Linked DNA regions of Homo sapiens: region 1 is linked to region 2. A link is a contact called in ENCODE Hi-C data. All regions are on one chromosome and are shown on one strand. Each heading gives the region's core, a stretch centred on a gene start or an enhancer-like site at or near the end of the contact. The rest is flanking DNA. Distances are from core to core; before and after follow the strand shown. Region 1 overlaps MVB12B (multivesicular body subunit 12B). Region 2 holds the start of SCAI (suppressor of cancer cell invasion).

What was found. Hi-C counts contacts between places; a loop is a spot of excess contacts on that map. Pooled maps may share reads with other maps.
Region 1: a loop to region 2 is called in a pooled map, with 3 times the contacts of the local background. The contact joins the enhancer-like site here to the promoter of SCAI in region 2. A Hi-C loop is called at or near these places in 3 of 50 pooled maps.

The regions. Positions count from the first base shown.
Region 1 is chr9:126,469,794-126,473,349 of GRCh38, forward strand. The region is part of intron 7 of MVB12B (multivesicular body subunit 12B); the gene reads left to right. Among named protein-coding and RNA genes, the nearest start is that of NRON, 61 kb to the left of the region's middle. Within about 2 kb of position 1,383, at least 16 of the 41 ENCODE cell types and tissues checked have a DNase peak (open chromatin) inside an H3K27ac peak, as active enhancers do.
Region 2 is chr9:125,141,128-125,144,897 of GRCh38, forward strand. SCAI (suppressor of cancer cell invasion) reads right to left here and starts at 2,401. Exons shown (of 18, transcript NM_001144877.3): 1 at 2,258-2,401; 2 at 1,506-1,550. The coding sequence starts at 2,310. RefSeq lists a silencer at 2,020-2,519.

The DNA.
Region 1 (3,556 bases), core at 133-2,632, 1.3 Mb after region 2:
CCCCTCAGCCACCAGGGTACCTTTGAACTCATGTGGAAAAGTATCACTGAGTTGCGTTTTATCTTTACCTTGAGCAAAATGCAGTTGATCCCTGCCCCAAGCCATTAAATATTTATAACGTTAAAAAAATGTTTCTTTAATGTCTCTGAGCCTCTCTTTTCTAAACTGTGGAAGAAAGACAATAACAATACCTGGACTGCTATGATGTTTAAATGAGATAAAAACATAAGGCCCTAGGTACAAACTAGCTGCTCAGTAACTGTTAGCCACTGGTATTAGTATTAGTGAGTATTAGTGTTATTACTGCCGTACAGAGGAAAATACCCTTTCGCGGTAGACCCCTTTCTGCCTGCTTTCCCATAAAAACAGGAGTGCAGCCATATTAAATTACATAACCCAGGGGCTGTGAGTCCCAACCCAAAGACGTTTGGAGGGACAAAAGCAATGTTTGCTGAGGAGTAACTCATTGGGTCCCCCAGACCATGGCTCTCCGTGGTGTCTGCTATCTCTGGTGTTGCAAGTCAAGCTCGACTTGGAAGCAAGATCCAAGCTTCTGAGGCTCAGTGAGAATGTTCTTGTTGTGTGTCGAGTTTCTTGTGGGTGTGGACTGTGGGGCAGCTGCCTTCCCTCTGTGCTCCCATAGCTTTCAGAGAACTGCCCTGGACCTGCATGAGGTTGTGCAGCCCAGCACTGCACCCTGGACCCTGGAGGGAGGGACTGCCCTGAAGGAGGAGGTGGGGGGGCTGGTGGCCCTAGATTCCTCCCAGGGCACTAGGGATGCAGAGGGATGAAGCGAGCCCCTCAATTACAGTCTTCTGTGTAGAGATGGGGAGCCTAGGAGGAGTCAGTGCTCTGTGTGTGTGTGTGTGTGTGTGTGTGTGTGTAATCCAGATTGCTCATGCCAAATAGAACCTCTAAGAATGTTCGTTTGTGGTGTGAGGGCACCCTGGTCTGGGTGCCCAATGAGTGACTCCTTAGCAAACATTGCTTCCGTCCCACCAAACGTCTTTGGATTGGGTCTCACAGCCCATGGATTGTGTAATTTAATATGGCTGCACTTACGTTCTTATGTGAAAGCAGGTAGAAAAAGGTCAACCGTGAAAGGGTATTTCCCTCTGTACAGCAGTAATAACACTAACACTAATACGAATGGCTAACAGTTACTGAGCAGTTCGTTCGTACCTAGGGCTTTATGTTTTTATCTTGTTTGAATGTCATTGCAGTCCAGGTATTATTATTTTCTCTCTTCTACAGCTGAGGAAAGAGAGGCTCAGAGAGATTAAATACTTGTCCCAAATTACAGAACTAGTTAGAAGTGGGGCCTGGTCTAAACTCATTTCCTGCAGAAACAGCTGCTTTCGACATAAAACCGCAGCCTTGCCCCATTTTCTCAGTGGCTGCTGTGGTCAGGCTGTTCTTTCCTGTTGCTGTCTGATCCCTCAGCGGTGCTGCGGAGTGGGCACAATTATCCTCATATGACAGATGAAAATCTGACTCTGAGGTTAAGTGACTTGCCCAAAGCCATACGGCCAACAAGCACTGGGCCCAGCTCGGCGTTCACACGTGTCTGACTCCGGCGCCTGTGCTCCGTCCTCCCGTGCTGCCTCTCACGCGGGGGACTCGGGAGGCTCCGGCAGTGGCTGATAAATCACTCCTTTTGGCTTATGAATAACATGGCAAAACAAATTACTTTGGGGATCTAGAAGGAAGTTGTTGGCCCTGTGTAAACTCAATTGGAATGTCACTGAGCAGACAGCTCTGGAGGCATCTACAAATATCTTCCAAGGAATATCCCCAAAGTGAAATCACCAAGAAAGCAAAACAGGCTCCGTGTTTTGGTTTGCAAATGAGTTTTGAGAAATGGCCTTGAGATCTTGAGTTGTTGGCGTTTTCCCCATTACAAATTGTAAAGGACTTTTGAAACGCCACAGGAAAGGGGCGAAGAAAGGCTTAGGGTTGCTGATTATTTACAGCTCCAAGCCCCGGGCAGGTACACAGAATTAAAGGCCTCCCACCACTCCAATTGCATTTAATTTTATTCCGAAAATGACTACCTGCCAATAAGCCTCATTGTTCACCAGCATCTCTGCAAGTACTTTGAGGTACTATTACCCGAGTTCACTTAACACCGCTTGACAACTTTAAGCAGATAACAATTGAGGTGCTGGTAATAGAGTCTGTTTTTTTTTTTAATTTTTACATTTTTACCACATGACTTTATGACTCTCTTTATCAAGCATGTTGAAATTAATCCATGTGTTGATTGGAGTATTTCCTCACCCCTGCTGTGTATTGAGACGTTGGGGAGGGATAAGGGTTGGCGGCTCTGAGCAGCTAGGTATTCCGGGGCAATGGGTGGTCCTAAGTCCGGAGCCTTGGGAGTTGGTCAGTGGTGGGTTTGTGTTGAGCCTGCAGAAGTCTGAGGTGTGTGTTTGGAGGGGAGAATCAAGGGATGGCTCTGGAGGACTGCCTTGGCAGGTAAAATTATAGTTCCCATATGAAGGGAGGATGCAGGAGCTATAATCCCATCTCGTTGCCAGGCAAAGTTCCTACAGATTCATGGCAGAGCTGTCTGTGCAAGCAGGAATCCAATTTTATGTCCAAACAAATGCAGCATGCAGATTGGACTGACTGCTTCCCCGAGAATAGCAAAGACAGGCATTCAGGTCAGCTGGCAAAAAAAAAAAAAACCCACCACCCCCTTTTTCCTCCTTTAAAATAGGGGGTGGGATTAATACAGTAGCAGATTAGAGCTTTATTTGTTTAAACCTTGTAGAATCTGTAAGCATTCACAATCCCCTTGACTTGTAGTGCCTGATTGTAAAAAGAACAGTTGAATGAGCTCATTGTTTTCTGGTTTTTTTCTTTAATGTATTTTACAAACACTCTGGTGACAGGCCTGACATGCTGATTTCTATGTACTGGCACTTCAGTTTGGGATTACAGCATTAATAACAGAGTTCCATGCATCATGCCATTTTTAAGCATGATCGTTATGATAAAGGGCATATACTTAATTACAGGCCTGCTTAATTACAGCTCTGTTGAAGCTCGTTTGTTTAGGAGAATGCTAATTGCGCCACAGAGCCAGCGGCACATCCTTGCTTTCATCTGCTGGAGGTAGCTCGATGCTGTGGATCAGCATTTTGTTAAAACTGCCACCAAAAATAAAAAAAAAATTTAAAAACAAGAAGAAGAAGAAAGCACTGGCCTAGTACTGAAAGGAAACCTGCCCCAGCACATGGCTTTTGGTAAGAGCAGAAGCCAGGGTTAGGTGACCAGCCCTCCCTACGTGGTGGGTGCTTTATCTCTGTCGTCTTATTTCATTTTTCTTCACCCTCACCACAGCCCGCAGAGGCAGCTGTAGTATTATGCCCACCTTACAGACAGGGCAAGTAAGGCTCAGAGAGGTGGGGTGGCCTGTGCAACAGCTGCACATCTGCACCTGCTGAGCTGCAGCAAAAACTCAGGTCTGCCAAGCTCCCAGCCCCTCCTTCCCTGCCATAGCCCCCCATAGCCCCAGAGCAGGTTACACTCTGGGTTTGAATCCTGGCTC
Region 2 (3,770 bases), core at 1,151-3,650:
AAGTAGCAGTTTCTCAAGTTAATTTAATTACAATTAAATAAAATTAAAAATTTAGTTCCTCAGTCATGCTAGATGCATTTTGAGTGCTCACCCTGCATATGGTTACTGGATTGGACAGTACAGGCCTAAAGTGTGACAAGGAAACTCTGTTGGCACTTCCACCATCAGCATTTCGTGTCTATTTACTATTGAGGTTTTCTGTGTATTAACATCATTAACTTGCCAGATATTAACTATGAAAGTAGTCCTACTGGTCACATAACTACAGTAGCTTACTTTCTCTAGGTCAATGCCAACATCTGTGAAAAAGGAATCATCTAATGACTACACAGAATTGCTATGTAGTACCTCTCACATGGAATGCAGTCAAAAATGTTTATGTGATAAATATATCTTCATCTCCATTACTCAAGGACTAATTCACTTTGTTTGTGGACTACTTAAACTCTTTGCTTCTATTTTCCTAAGGTTCAACCATTCGAGTTAACTACACAGTGTCCAACGACAAAAGATAAAGCAATAAGAAAACCTACTTTCAATTGCATATTTATTAGCAGCATTATGGTATAACAGTTAAGAGCTTAAGCTCTGGAGTCAGACTGTCTGGATTCAAATCCTGGTTTTATCTTTTACTAGATGCATGATTTTGGGTAAATATTTGGCCTCTCTGTGTCGCAGTTCCCTCTTCTGTAAAATAGTGACACTACATATTCTCTTAGGGTTCTTTGAGGATTACAGGAGAAGATACACATAGAGCATTCGTACACAGTACTTGGCACATAGTAGATGCTCAATAAAATTAGTTTATTTTTTGAGGCAGGGTCTTGCTGTGTTCCCCACACTGGAGTGCAGTGGCATGATCACGGCTCACTGCATCACTGCAGCCTTGACTTCCTGGGCTCAAGCAATCCTCCCACCTCAGCCTCTTGAGAAGCTGGGACTACAGGTCCACAACACCCGCTCAGCTAGTTGGTTTTTGTTTTTTTAATTTTTTGTTTTTGTGGGTACATAGTAGGTGTATATATTTATGGGACCGGCTAGTTTTTCAATTTTTTGTAGAGACGGAGTCTTGCTCTGTTGCCCAGACTGGTCTTGAACTCCCAGGCTCAAATGATCCTCCTGCCTCAGCCTCCCAAAGAGCTGGGATTGAAGGCATGAGCCACCCCAGCCAAGATGAGCTTTTTAAACAGAGATGCTGGAGAAAATGAAATTATGGCTAAGGTTAAAAAAAAAAATAGCTGAGATCCTTACACAACATCAAAAAGTAAAAAAGTAGGATTTCTCAAGATTTCCCACATTATCTTAGATACCAAGAAAAAAAAAATCGACTGTAGAGGTAGTAATTTGAAGTCCTCAAAAGAAAAATCATGCATGTGGTTATATTCTTTTAAAAGGGGGATAAATAAGAAACTTCATCTACTGACAGTATACAATTATGCAGTACGGCACAGGTGCAGCCAAGCAAAAAGAAAAACATGAAGCAAAATAGGAAGGCACTGCCTTACCTGCTTCTCCGTTTTCGAGGCGGTTTCTCCACTGTGCCAGTCAGTCTGCAGACCAAACAAATAAGACGGTAACTAAAAGTAACATACAAGAAAACATCTCCCGGCGCTACCGTGCCAGTCAAGAACTAAATAGACCACCCTCTGGGACCACAGGCTCGCCAAGCCCAGATCTGACCTTACAAACGCCTCATGCCCTGTTTCCCCTATTTACCAAGACCTAGCATTCCTGGGACTCACCGTTCCCCCAATTCCCCCTGAGCTCAAACCTTCCTGGTCCCTCACCCCATCCTCGACCCCTGCTCGTCACAGCCCAGCTCCCCAAAATCACCCACCTCCACCTACTCATTGTCTGCCTCGTCACCCCCGCAAGCCCCCCTAGCCTCCCCTTTCCTGTGCCCACCCGTTCCCGACCGTGCACTGCCCCCTCCACGCCCCGCCTCTCCGGGCCCGGCGACCCCCGCATTCCACGGCCCCTCCGGGGGCGCGCCCGCCTTGCCCCTCCCGGCCCCGCGCCGCCAGCCTCACCCCTCGGCGCCCCTTCCCTCACACGCCCCTCTCACCTGGCCTCGAGGAGGCGATCGCGCCCAGCCCGCGCCGCCGCCTGCAGGCGCCCCCAAGGTCCCCCCAGCCTGCACCCCCCGCCCCTCCGGTCTCTGCGCCCCGAATGCTCCACCGCCCCGAGCCGCTGCCCCTGGGCCCGCTCCCTGGCCCCCACCCCATCCCCAACCCCGGCCTCCACCCAGCCCCCGCACCTGGGGGCCAGGCGACTCCGCGGCTGCTGGGGCTGCCGGGCTCCTCTGACCATCCGGCTCCTGCTCCGCCGCGGGAGCTGCTCCGGCGGCCGCAGGGCTCGCTCGGGAAGCTGAGGCGGCGGAGGCTGGAGTAGGCGGAGAGGCGGGAGGAGGGCCTCGCGCCTCTGCCAGGCTTGCCGCGGGGCCCGCCTCCTCCGCGCCTCTCCTCGGCTCCCATTGGCTAGAGCAGTAGTGTGGACGGAAATCTGTCAGTCGATTGGACGCTCGGCCCGTCACATCCCGCGCTGCCCACCCAGAGGTTTGGTTGAGACTGCAGGTGGCGGCGGAGGTGCCTTAGAGATTGCTAGCAGGGCCGGAGGAGACCCTAGCGCCACCATGCGTCTAAAAGTAGGAACTGCACCCCCGGCTCCAGACACCTGCCCCAGGTTCTCCTGGCTCTGCGTCCTGCATACCACACACCTGCTGGCGCCCCTCCACCTCTGCACCACGCCAGGACCGAAAACAAGCCCTGAAATCTCCCAATTTCTTCTAGCAGGTGAGACAGTGAGGCAACTCTCACAAACGTGTTTCCTTTTAAGCCACCTCGAATGCGATCCTTGTCCCTACATCTTGCTGAAATTGTCTCACAGCTCACAGCTACCCCTCAAAAAGGACCCAGCCAGAAAACTCTAAGAATCCACCAAAATAAAGCATGGTTTGGATGCTCAATCCTCTGCAGAAAAGCTCACTAGCTTGGGTGCAGGCTTTTAAGAAAGTAAGATTTTTTTTTAATTACCATGAAAGAAAAATCAGCACTACAAACAGAACCAATGCCATACTAAAAGCAACGTGTTCCATTTTGAAAGGCCTGGACAAATTTGATCCCTGAATGGAAGCTGACCATCCTGATTGTGTGACCATTGCAAGTTCTACACCAATTAATCAATTTTAAAATAAATTGTACTGTATTTTTTGACAAACAGGCATGCAAAACTGCCTTTCATAAGCATAGTTACCCTTCTTCTGCTTTAACAAAGCCATCCTTGAAAATAAGACTCAGCTCATTAACGTATTATAAAATTCTTGAAGGTGGGAAGGCCTCTCTAAATCTCTACTCCTGTGTGAACTTGTTTGGTATATTCTCAGCATCTGTTCAGAGTTGGGAGGAGGCATAAAACTTTCTCTTAAGTCACTTCCATTTTATTAGAACATCTTTTATGCCTCAATAATATGACAGCGTCGAGTAGTACATGTCAACATTGGGGTGGGGAAAATCTCTCATTGATCTCCATAAGCGGCAAAAATTAGGATACTAGTTTTTCACAAAACCAAATGTATTTGGTGTAAAGAGTTGTCTTTTCTTCTGAGATGGTCCTACCTACATCTTTAATGGTAAAATGACTTTCCATTTATGAAGTAATACTGACGGTAAATTGTAGTAGGAATTGAAAAATTGCTTTGAAAAAATGTCAAATCTCTGTTGGTCCCCCAAATTAGTATTTCACGTAATCCTAAAGTCACAGAACCACAAATC